Linked DNA regions of Homo sapiens: regions 1 and 2 are each linked to region 3. A link is a loop called in an ENCODE intact Hi-C map of the cell type or tissue named here. Cell type or tissue: endothelial cell of umbilical vein. All regions are shown on one strand.

What was found. Peaks named below come from ENCODE experiments on the same cell type or tissue, not always from the same donor. Only the 100,000 strongest peaks of a DNase experiment are listed, where the experiment ranks them.
Region 1: a loop joins it to region 3, with 4 times the contacts of the local background. A loop is called at or near these places in 1 of 110 quality-filtered maps.
Region 2: it touches region 3 in a loop (4-fold over the local background); 1 of 110 quality-filtered maps calls a loop at or near these places.

What each region holds. Positions count from the first base shown.
Region 1 is chr1:117,083,451-117,087,450 of GRCh38, forward strand. TTF2 (transcription termination factor 2) reads left to right here. Exons shown (of 23, transcript NM_003594.4): 11 at 568-718; 12 at 2,967-3,072. Among named protein-coding and RNA genes, the nearest start is that of MIR942, 9.2 kb to the right of the region's middle. In endothelial cell of umbilical vein, no CTCF peak of the experiment used is centred here; no DNase peak of the experiment used is centred here.
Region 2 is chr1:117,464,967-117,468,966 of GRCh38, forward strand. MAN1A2 (mannosidase alpha class 1A member 2) reads left to right here. Exons shown (of 13, transcript NM_006699.5): 8 at 1,368-1,461. Among named protein-coding and RNA genes, the nearest start is that of MAN1A2, 100 kb to the left of the region's middle. In endothelial cell of umbilical vein, no CTCF peak of the experiment used is centred here; DNase peaks (open chromatin) are centred at 1,975 and 2,625; H3K27ac peaks cover 2,505 bases.
Region 3 is chr1:117,820,420-117,824,419 of GRCh38, forward strand. It overlaps LOC105378929 (a long non-coding RNA gene), which reads right to left and starts at 1,382. Exons shown (of 3, transcript XR_947744.3): 1 at 381-1,382. In endothelial cell of umbilical vein, no CTCF peak of the experiment used is centred here; a DNase peak (open chromatin) is centred at 1,502; H3K27ac peaks cover 1,789 bases.

The DNA of each region.
Region 1 (4,000 bases), 740 kb before region 3:
CTGTACTTAATTTTAAGGTAGAAGTACATTAAGTTATGCTTTTCAGAAAGTATAACAATACTCCATACGCCTCTATAATGAATCAACTCAAGAGGAGTTAGGAAATGATCCAGCTTTCACTTCCAGCCACTCTGTGAAAGCACATTGCTTTTTCACACTGAGGTCATGTGCCACCCACTTTCCTCCCCCTGTTTAGCCTCTCTTTCTGCCTGTACTTTTAGTGGAGAAAATAAGTAATCAAGTGTTTCAGTTTAAAAGACCATTTCTTCCATTTCCTACTTCACTATAGGCTCTGTATAGAAATAAGAGCAATGGTTAAACATATTAATTGAAGGAGTAAAGTCAGTCAAGAGGAAGAGGTAATGCCTTTAAGTTAAAGGCCGGTCAAACACGATGACTCACACCTGTAATTCCACTGTGGGAGGCTAAGGCAGGAGGATCACTTGAGCCTAGGAGTTTGAGACAGCCTGGGTAACACAGCAAGACCGTGTCTCCATATATTAAAAAAGAAAAGTTAAAAGCCATTTGGTGAATGTAACTAGGCACTGATTTTTTTCCCTTCTCAAGACTCTTGTGACTTTACTTCCCATGGAACACTAATCATCTGTCCTGCCTCCCTGATCCATCATTGGAAAAATGAGGTGGAGAAACGGGTGAACAGCAACAAACTAAGAGTCTATCTCTACCATGGGCCAAACCGGGATTCACGTGCCAGAGTGTAAGTGCAGGAATACGCAGTTGTGGGGGCGTTCAGCACCTCTGCCCAAGGGCCCACGGGCCTTTGCTCCCATCCCTGAGATTTCACTTAATCAGGACGCGTATTTGTGAAAGCCAAAGACAGATCTTTAGTCTCGTCACCATACAGCCTTTGCGTTGTATCCTGAGGTCTACTGGTGATCTTTTGCTGTGTCCTTGTCATTGTCCTCAATGAAAGCTGCCCTGTGAGGAGGCCTGAGATGCCGGAGCTGCCATTCAGGTGACAGCAGCATTCCCCTAGTCAAGGAGATGTGTCGCAAGGCCCTCATGGCTGCTGGAGTTCTGATTCCAGGTGTACATAGTGTGAATGGAACCAGCCCAGTTCTACAGAGCATCTTGATAGAATGCTAATGATTAGTTGCTATAGGTTGATTATATTTTTATGACTTTTTAATATATGAACCATCTAAGATGCTTTAGACTCAATAATTTAGGACGATTAGAGTTAACTATAAATTCTTGAAGAGGGATGCTCAGGAAGGAGGGAAGAAAATGCTTCCCCACATGGCAATCTTAGTCCTAGTCTTTGTCTTTTGGTTTTAAAGGAATTGTTTTCTGTTCTTAATTGCGGAGTGAAGATCTAGATTGAATACTGGCTGCTGTAGTCAAGGATGAGAACAAAGTTATTTCTGCCTCTAAGTAATTTCTCTCCCCAGCCTCCAATTTGGATATTTTATCTCCTAAAGAACGGGGCGGCAGTCTTTCAGGAGTAAGTTGTTAGATTGGTGCCCCTCTGTCTTATGACAGGCCAGTTCTCATGACTGAGAGTCGCTTCTGCAGGCAAAAGGCATCAGGGTGGCAGTGGCAGGCCTGCAGGCCTTCCCTGGCATAGATTACTGTGAGTTGTCTGCCTTTGTGCTAAATTTTTATTTAGAAATAAATTGAATCTCACTTGATTTGTACTTTGAGCCTAACTTGTTTGGTATTTAGAATGTACTAGTTGACCGATTAGAATCATTCTGAATTATACTTCTTTATATGATAGTAGGGTAACTTGTAGACACTGCTGCCTCTCTGAATTAGGCATATCATTTTTATCAAAAGTATTTATTGAGGTTCTCTTGGGGCTGGGCATGGTGGCTCATGCCTATAATCCGAGCACTTTGGGAGGCCGAGGCAGGCAGATCACTTGAGCTCAGGAGTTCGAGACCAGCCTAGGCAACATGGTGAAACCCATCTCTACCAAAAATACAAAAATTAGCTGGGTGTGGTGGTGTGCACTTGTAGTGCCATTTACTTGGGAGGCTGAGGTGGGAGAATCGCTTGAGCCTGGAAGGTGGAGGTTGCAGTGAGCCAAGATCACACCCCTACACTCCAGTCTGGATGACCAGGGTAGGTTACTCACCTATTATTATCATTTCTGATGCTGAGTATGCTAATTATAAGTGATAATTTTTCCCTTTTAATATAAACTTGGCTTGATCTATGATTAGCAGAATTTTACTTTATTTCAATAAATACTTTATTTTATTTTATTATTTTATTTACTTTTGAGACAGGATAGAGTGAGACCCTACCTTGTCTCAAAAAATAAATAAATAAAATAAAGTATTTATTGAAGTTCTCACAATATTAAGCTTCACTGGAAAAAGATTTGTGTTTCTCATTAATAATCTTTATATGTAAGGAGTATAAGCAAGATACACTGAAAGCTTACAGCATGTATTTTTATATCTTAATGTCAAACTAGATCAGTGAATTTTCACAAATCCATTATAGAGTGGTGGGAGGAAAGCACCATTGATACAAGGTGAACAGTGTTTTGAAGTTATCTTTCTCCCCTGGGACTTTGGTGTCATCCATCTCAAATCATTATTAAATGTTAATTCCCAACTCTATCCTACTTTCTGTTATTTCCCAACTCTATCCTACTTTCTGTTCTGGCCAGATCATATTAAGCATTATATTATCCCAGCCAGAGAATTTTCTTTCTGACTCACTGGATGGTAAGAGGGAGGCTGTGGTAGCTATAGTGAGCAGACGGTAAATGATCAGAGGTAAGAGATAGGGAAACCCAAGTGGGTAAAATTTACCTCCAAAATGTGTGTGTGTGTGTGTGTGTGTGCGTGTGTGTGTTAAGGACACAAGTTAATGAGTTCTGCTGTTTGTCCTTCCATTTGTAGGCATTTTTATTGAAAGATCAACTCTGCCTCTCTCATTGTCCCTCTATAGTGGGACCATTTATTGATTTCTTTGTTATGTCTACGCAGCCTCTCTACATATGACATCGTGATCACTACCTATAGCCTCGTGGCCAAGGAGATTCCCACAAACAAGCAAGAGGCAGAGATCCCAGGTGCAAACCTCAATGTGGAGGTGAGGCTGGGGGGCAGCCAGGGAAGTGGAGTTGGAGCCACAGATGGTTTAATGGGAGTCTTTCTCAGCCTCCACGATAGCAAGAGGACCTCCCTGGAGGTCAGGAATGCTGTAAATGATCCGCATGTGGAAAGGAATTGTTCTTTCCTCTATCCCATCACCCTTATTCCAGACAACCACCTCAGTGATAAAGATCAACCTATGCCACAGGATTCAGCTGCCTTTTAGAATGAAAGATGACTGCATTGTATTTGTGGGGGTAATAATCACCTGAATATATAAAAGCCTTACTTGTTGCTATTTTTATTTTAGAGTATTTGGGGTATATACTCATGATATTTTTAATATTTATTGTGCAGACTAGTATTTTACTACTAGTATTTTGATTTTAAGCCATCTTTCCCTGCCTCCCTTTACTTCCCAGAAAAAAAAAAAGGGTTGCAAATAATAAGGCCAGAGGCTAAGTGACAATTGTGAATACGTGATGGTCTTCTAGGGTGTCCAGGGCAGCCTCAGTTATGTGATGTAGAGGCTTTATCATGTAATTATACTCTGAAAATACAGTATTATCCCAAGAACTCATTTTTCTATATGTTATCCTTTTAGCCCAACGGGATATTCACAGGTTTCTGTATTTGGAGAGATCTCTAGAACATTTCTCCAGCTTATAACCAACTCTGACTTATAGATGATGAACTTTTCAGATTGCTCACTGGTTTTCCATTGCTTTTGGGATAAACCCTAAATTTCTTTTCATGATGTATTAGGCTTCATTTATTTATTTATTTGAGGCAGAATCTCACTCTGTCGCCCAGGATGGAGTGCATGGTGCGATCTTGGCTCACTGCAACCTCTGCATCCCGGGTTCAAGCGATTCTCCTGCCTCAGCTTCCCAAGTAGCTGGGATAACAGGTGCCCGCCACTATGC
Region 2 (4,000 bases), 360 kb before region 3:
AAAATACGTAAAAGAGCAATTGAAAATTCCAAGCAAATATCACCATGAGAGAAAACATAGTAAAGCCTTCATCTCTGTAGAACAAGTATATAAACAGAGATACAAGAGCTCAGAGACAATAAGATGTGATATCAGTAACAAAGTATAAGAAAAAATAGTTATCAACAAAATGAAGGCCAAAATGGAAGCAATACAAAGAAAAACAGTGTTCAAAATATAAGGAGCTTAGAAGACAAAATTGAGAAAAGCTAGTAAATGTGTGGAAATAAAAGGAGACAGAAAGAAAATGATAGATAAGGAAGAAAAAGAATAGTATACAGTTTTTGGATGACAGAAGAGTTAACTTTCTCACCTTTTATAACATCATTCAGAACTATCTAAAAAGTGGTCTATGGAATTTTTCAGATTGAGATTGTTATACATAGTGTTGGTCTCAAATGTGAAAGAACACAGGTAATATAGACAGCATCCCTGAGTCCATTCCTAAAACTACTTAAAGACAAAATCCAGCCAAATGAATGACGATGGGAAACCTTGTGGCAGAAGAATTGATATTGTACTCAGGTCCAGAAAAGTGAAGTATATATCAGGTCCTCTGAAAAAGAAAGTTTTCCCAAGTTTATACCAGCCAGGTTATTCATCAAATGTAATGACAATATTCTCAAACAAATAAGAGTACAAGGAACATAACACCTCCTCCCACCTCCAGGGGCCCCCTTAAAAGCACTTACAAAGTTCACCTAATCTATAGTTGAATCAAAATAAATCCCTAGGAAAGTCTCCAGCTTCTTAATATATTTCATGATTTTTCTTTCCCCCTTACTCTCAGGGAGATATTTTAAAATTTGGAATTTCAGGAACTTAAAGATATCTATTGTGGGAACAATATTTAAAGTTCAACAGTTTGTTTTACTTCATTTACTTTTTTATCTGTTCAATTCAAATTAATAACTTTTCAAAATACAATGGCATTTTATGATTCAATTCCTGTGAAGTTATTTCTGTTCTTATATTTGAATATATATGTGTTGACTGTGTCTAGAATGATGTTTAAAATAACTGATGTTTCAGATGGTATTTCTAGGTAGTAGCATGTTGAGATTTAAAATGGTTTCTATCTGTGCAGTTTTCTCTGTATTATTTTTATTATTGCTTGATTTTAAAATAATGAACACATATCATCTTATAAAAATGAGTCATTTAAGAAATAGAAGGCTTCCCTGACTTCCCCCTGCCCCTCCAACACACACACAAAGGCAGGGAATAGGTGTAGATTCTGAGTAAGAAAAAACACAAAGCCTACATTAAAACCAAGCCTTGATGACACTTATTTTTATTAATTGCATTCTTAATTTTATTTTACTCAGGTTATGCACATTCGGAAACTACTTCAGAAAATGGATCGTCCAAATGGTCTTTATCCAAATTATTTGAACCCCAGAACAGGGCGCTGGGGTCAGTGTAAGTATTCTAGTATACCTGAGGCTTTCTTAAAAAATTATTTGTCTGAAAACTCTTTGCTTGATGTTGTAAAAAGTACACTACGTGGAGTTAGAAACCCTCAGTGTCTAACCTTGTGGTCTGCTGGTGCTGTTCTTAGGCATGTTTCTGATCTCTCTTAGCTTCAGTTTTCCCACTTATAAAATGGAAATGTTAATAACATGTCTCCTAAGAGTATTTTATTTCCTGTATTGCTAAAATATAGTGTGGCAGTTTGAAGGTTGTACTTAAAAACTCTTATTAATAAATTATATCTTCATGTAAATAAAAGCACTGCTTAGGAGAGGGAGGTAGAGGAGGAGTATGAAAAACAAATGAGTATTTACTAGAAGGGGGGCAGTTGTTCTTGGATAAGCCATGTCTGTTCATTCATTTTAGAAGAGGGCATCCTGGCCTTCATTATTTACCAGTCTCTGTGCTAAGTTCTTAGAAGAGATTGAGATGGAGAAAGAACATAGGGCTTGGCCTGAATTCACAGGCTGGCAGGATAGGCTGACACATAAATGTTACTGTACAGGAAGGAACCAATTGTTATATGAAACTGTGGTAAAAATGATTCCCTCTGCCTGAGGGGAAAGTATTTTGTTTAGGGAGAGGGTAATTTTTCTTATTAGAACTCATTTATTTTTGAAGGAATTGATTTTTAAAAGTAACAACTAATATTTCTGTGGAAATGTGGAACTTACAGAATTTTAGTAATTGTAGGTTTATCAATGCTATTCTCTTTTAAAAGTTAGGAAAACAAAAACAAATAATAGAGATTGCAACTTTGCCGCTAATAAAACATGATTCAGTTATTTTTGAGACTAATGAAATCTTAAGTAGTAAATAAGAGACAAAAGTAATGATCATTTAATTTTAGTATTGAAAACACTGCTGATTCTGCCAGTAAGAAAATAAGCTGGTGTGAGTACCAAGAATAGGAAAACATTTGCCCTGGAATTGTCTTTTTGTTCCTTTCTAGGAAATTGTCTTTTATTTTATGAAAGGAAAGCAGATAGGTCAATATAATTATGTCTTTCATGGATCTGGGAATAGATCTCAATCTTCTTTGACTCTTTTTATACTTACTTTTCCTGTTTCCTGAAATTATTTACATATGACTCATTTTTCTCTTTATTTTGAAGAAGATAAAAGCTCTAATGCCTAGACTGAGTGGGAATGATATTTTCTGGAAAAACAAAACCCTGAGAGCTGCATTTCTAAAATGTAAAAACGTAGTTTTCTTATTTCAGATAAGAGTGACTGGATTGGATGTCTACTTAGTAATTTGGATGAATTCTATCAATCATAAATCTTTACCCCTGTGAGTTGTATTGAGATTTGAGAATATTATGATAATATAATGATATAATAATGTATATGAAAAATTATGTTCAGTTCCTGTCTTAGACTATATGCCAGTGTATATTCTATATGGTATTACTATTTAAATGTAAAAGATGAAATCATAAAAGTACTAAAAAAAGGGTTGAATATATAATCAGGAAAGCCTTTTCTAAGCATGTCATGTAAAACAGAAACTACAAAAAAAAGATGTCAGTTTTCCTGTATATTATTGTTAACCTCTGTATTAGTCTGTTCTCATGCTGCTATAAAGAACTGCCTGAGACTGGGTAATTTATAAAGGATAGAGGTTTAATTGACTCACAGTTCCACAGGGCTGGGGAAGCCTCAGAAAACTTACAATCATGGCAGAAGGGGAAGCAAACACATCCTTCTTCACATGGTGGCAGGAAGGAGAAGTGCCAAGCAAGGCGGGGAAAAGCCCCTTATAAAACCATCAGATCTTGTGAGAACTCACTCATTATCAAGAGAACAGCATGGGGGTAACATCTTCCTGTACCCACTCTCCAGAGTGTATATATTTGTATGCTTTTTGAGCCAGCAACTCATTTCCAGCAATTTATTCCAAATAAATTTTCAGAGCTATATATTAAAGTTTATTTACAATAATCTTGGGGTTGTTTATAATAGGGATAATTTGGAAGCAATCTAAAGCAGTTCTATCTAACAGAACTTTCTGTAATGAGGAAAAGATCCTATTATCTGTATTATCCAATACAGTAGTCACTAGCCACATGTGACCATGGAGCACTTGAAATGTTGCTAGTATGGTTGTGGAATTACATATTAAATTTTAATTTAATTAACTTACATTTAATTAGCTACTTGTAGCTAGTGCTTCTACATTGGACAGGGCAGTTTTTAAACGTCTTGTAATAGGGATTTGGTTAAATACATTTTGGCCTGTCCAGATATAGTATACTATGCAGCCATTAAAAGTTATATTTTAGAATACCTGACATAGATAAATGACATATCTAGAAAGATATTTAGAAAAGGAGAGGAAACACTATAGAAATAGAAACCAAAGTGTTATGTGTGGTTTTCTTTGAATTTGTGTTTTTATTTTCTCCTTTTCATTTACTGTTACTATCCAGATTTGATTATGAACATCTATTACTTTTGATGTTAGCTTAAAAACATTTTTAAATAA
Region 3 (4,000 bases):
AAATCAAACCACATTGGCTTGTGGGTCACCCACTGGGCCCCTTGTTATATCCTTGGATAGTTACCTGTGGACCTTCTTTACAGCATGGACTTTCCCTTCTTTATGGCATGGAGTCCCTGGTCCTGCCAATGGCCTTCTGCCTCCCCAAGGGCTGCCATAGCGGTAGTCACTTCATGTATACGGTGCCCCACATATAGGGTGAGAACAGAGGCCAGAGAGCCAAAAGAGTTTGGGGATGCTGAGCCCAGCACCAGATCCCTCATGTGGGAGGCAAAGCATTTATCATCTGGCCCCCAGGTATTCAGATCAAACACAGCCTGCTGCATACCCATCTCCTAGAGTATCTGCACCAAATCAGTATATGATTGCCATTTACTCACAGTTTCTGGTATTTCTCTGGCATCATTCCAAACAGTCCATGTGGCTCCCATTAGCCACTCAATTAAAGTGTGGTCATCTTGTCCCTGTGCTGACCATTGGCACAGCTGCAGCCACTAATGAAGGGAGGGGTGAGTTGTGATAGAAGCCAGCTTCTCTATCAGAGGTGGAGCAGGGAATGTTGTCAGTTCCTTTGTCCCAAAGATGGAGTAACCAGGCAGGGAGGGGCTGCCGGCGCGTTTACCTAACTCACACAACTCAGTGGGGTTATAAGCACTATAAGAGGTGTGTTCCACCACTGTGGGAGTCCCTGGGCTCTCCCCTGGGGCTCCATTGGCTGCTTGCGTTCTACTTCTGATGGATCATGGGGCAAGCCAGCAGCAGAAGAGCCTCCTCCTCCTCGGCATCAGACCCAATGAGAGTGTCCGGCTGGGAGGATGGGCTCAGGTCGCACTAACAGCTGTTGCTAACTCCTGTTCCAGGCTGTTTATCTGGGCCTCTAAGCACCCTGCTTGAGCCTGGAAGTCCTTCATCCCCAGGCTGTACTACAAGCTGTGCATTTTGGCCCCCAGGCACTTAGCTTGTGTCTGAAGATCCCTTACCTGCACTGTGTCCTGCAAGGACTGAGTATATACTTCACACAGTGCAGTCAGAAATGCCCATCGACTCTGCCGGCAAAAGTGCATTCCTTCTTGAAGCTGTGTGCTTCCAGCTGCTCCAGTGCCTTCTCCACACTCGTGGGAGACCAGTCCACTGCCTCCTATGTTTCCACTGGGGCCCATCCAAGCAGCACCTCTGCCACTGGGTACCACAGCCCGTGCTGTGGCCACAGAGCTGACCTGGAAGCCTCAAGGAATGAAGACCCACTCACCTCATCCTGCTGACTATGCCAATTGTCAGGTTCGAGCCCCAGCTGAGGTCTGAGGGGAGTGGGTGGATAGGGGGCAGGGAGCTAGAAGAACACTCGAGAGACAGCAGGTAGATGAGATATGGCTTTATTTAGCAGCTCTTTCTCAGTGTCAGTGTTACATTTATACACCTTACAAACAATAGTGGCTGAGAGCCAGGTCATGAGCTTCTCTATGTTATGTTTAGATAGCTGTGATTATATAAGGCATGAGAATGTGTGCCTGCACTCCAATCCTGCTGAGTCATGCAGGATGTTTACCTCAGCCTGTGCCTGCTTGGCTGCAGCACAGCCATGTTTCTTACAGCTTGCTAAAAATACACATTCCTGGGTCACATCTCTCTGAGACCTGCTGAATTAGACTCACTCGATGTGGGGCTTGGTAGTCTGTATTCTTAGCACCCTCTTCATGTAATTTAGATATATGTAACAGTTTTAAAAATCATTGCTCTTGGGTTGATACCAGTGTCTCTCAATCCCTATTAAACATCTCAATTACCTGCAGAGGATTTACTTAACAAAAACACATTCAAGCATGCCTGGGCCCCACTTCCCAGAATTCTGATACAGTAGGTTGAGAGTGAATCCCTGGCATCCTCAGTGATTCTGATTCCAGGCCAAAGTTGAAAGTTACTGATCTAAATCAGTGGTTTAAAACTTTGCTGAACATTAAAATGACCTGCACTGGCTGCACCATAAACCAATGAAATCAGAATCCCCGGGAACAGAACCCAGCCATCGGTATTTTTAAAATGTCTCCCAGGAATTCCTGAAGTGTAATCATGATTGAGAACAAGTGGTCTAGATCAGATGTCAGTAAACCTTTTCCTTAAAGGTCCAGAAAACAAATATTTTAGACTTTGTGGGCTATGTGGTCTCTGTCACAACTACTCAATGCTGCCATTATAGCATGGAAGCAATCATACACCATATGTAAATAAGTGGCTGTGACTGTGTTTTAATAACATTTTATTTGCAAAATTAAGTGGTGGGCCAGACTTGGCCTATATTTGCCATTTGTAGATCAGTGTTTCTCAAATTATTTGTGGTACAGGATTGTTTTTTAAAAGAATTTCCAATCTGTGGCAGACTGATTCTTTTGTAAAATACAATAAAAATAAATTACTAGAAAAATGAAAAAGACAAAATATGAGCCTGCTGATTATGCAGTTGGATATTATAGCAATATTAAATTGCTATGATAGTTTCTAAATACTTACACTCCATTTCTTTACTTATCTTGCATGAACTGACAACAACCATCTCAGACTAGACTCATTCAAAAACTACACTTTGAGTAGCATAGGTATAATCAAATCAATCATCTTCCTGTTTAAGGAATAAATGTGAACACAGTTGGGTAGAAAAAACTTCATAGAGAAAGGACCTTTGAATCCAACTTTGAAAAAGGAGATGGACCTCAACTAGTGAAGAAGCAATGACTAGCCATCGTAGCCTAATACTTATCACTTAAAAAGCACTCCATAAAGTGAGCTGAATTGAATCAGGCAGTGAAAAGCAAGGTTTGTTAAGAAGATAGAGAGAAATGTGTTTGCCACTGTAAATAGAGGAGTGCTGATGGACTCCCAAAAGAAAGCGTGTTGAAGGGCTTTGAAATCAGAAAGGATTTGAAATCAGCTACTGGCATTGCCACTTAGTAGCTGAGTTTGTGGCAATTATTGACAATTCCAAGCATTGGTAACCTCATTTATAAAGTCAAGAATATTGTTAACTTCCCAGGATTGCTGAGGGAATTTGAGTTTTATAGTCAAAGTGCTCAGTATCTGGTGCTCAATACAGACAGTGATTATTGTTGGGGAGCCACAAGGGGCAGTGGAGAGAATGCCAGCCAGCTTCAGAGCCAGGCAGAGTTGGGTGTGAATTCTGGCTCTACCATTTGTGTGACATTGGGTCATTTAACCTCAGTGAATCTCAGTTTCTTCATCTATAAAACAGAGACATTCATACCTACCTTTCAGTTAAACTAAGAATTTGAGATTATCAAAATGTGTAAAGTACCTGGCACAAAAGAAGCATCCAGAAATGGTAGCTATCATTTTCTCATACGATTTTTTATTCATATATAATCCACATACCATAAAATTCATCCTTTAAAATGTATAATTTAGTAGCTTTTAGTATATTCACAAAGGTGTTCAACCACCACCACTATCTAATTTTAAAATAGCTATTGATTTTAAACTATTTAAATTCAATAACCCTAGGTTGTCCTCTGTCCTTTCATACCCCAAAACCTTCACTGGAGCTTGACAGGGGAGAAATCATACCATACAACAGTTAGCAATAATTGTATGTAGTCTCTTTCTAAAGTCTCACATCTTATAGCAGCTGCTCCAACCTTTTCTCCTTCTTCCAGAGCTCCAACTTAGGTGGCTCTCCTCATCTTTGTTCCTTCTCTTGGAGCTTTTGTAACTCTAGCTTCCCTATAGTTCCATGTCTTTTCTCACACTCACACCCAGTAATGTATCCCATTTCCTCAGTTTCTTTGGTTTGCCACTGCCAGGCATCACTTCTCTGTGCTCTGAGGTCTGTGCTCCATTCTCATAATGAGGTCTTGCAGAGGGTGCTCTGGCCAGGAGCTACACTCTTTAACTCCCCTTGTGTCTGGGTAGAGCCACATGGACTAAGTAGACTAGTCCCCATCTCAGGGAGGTAAGCAGAAATGATGAGTGTCACCTCCAGACCAAACTGATT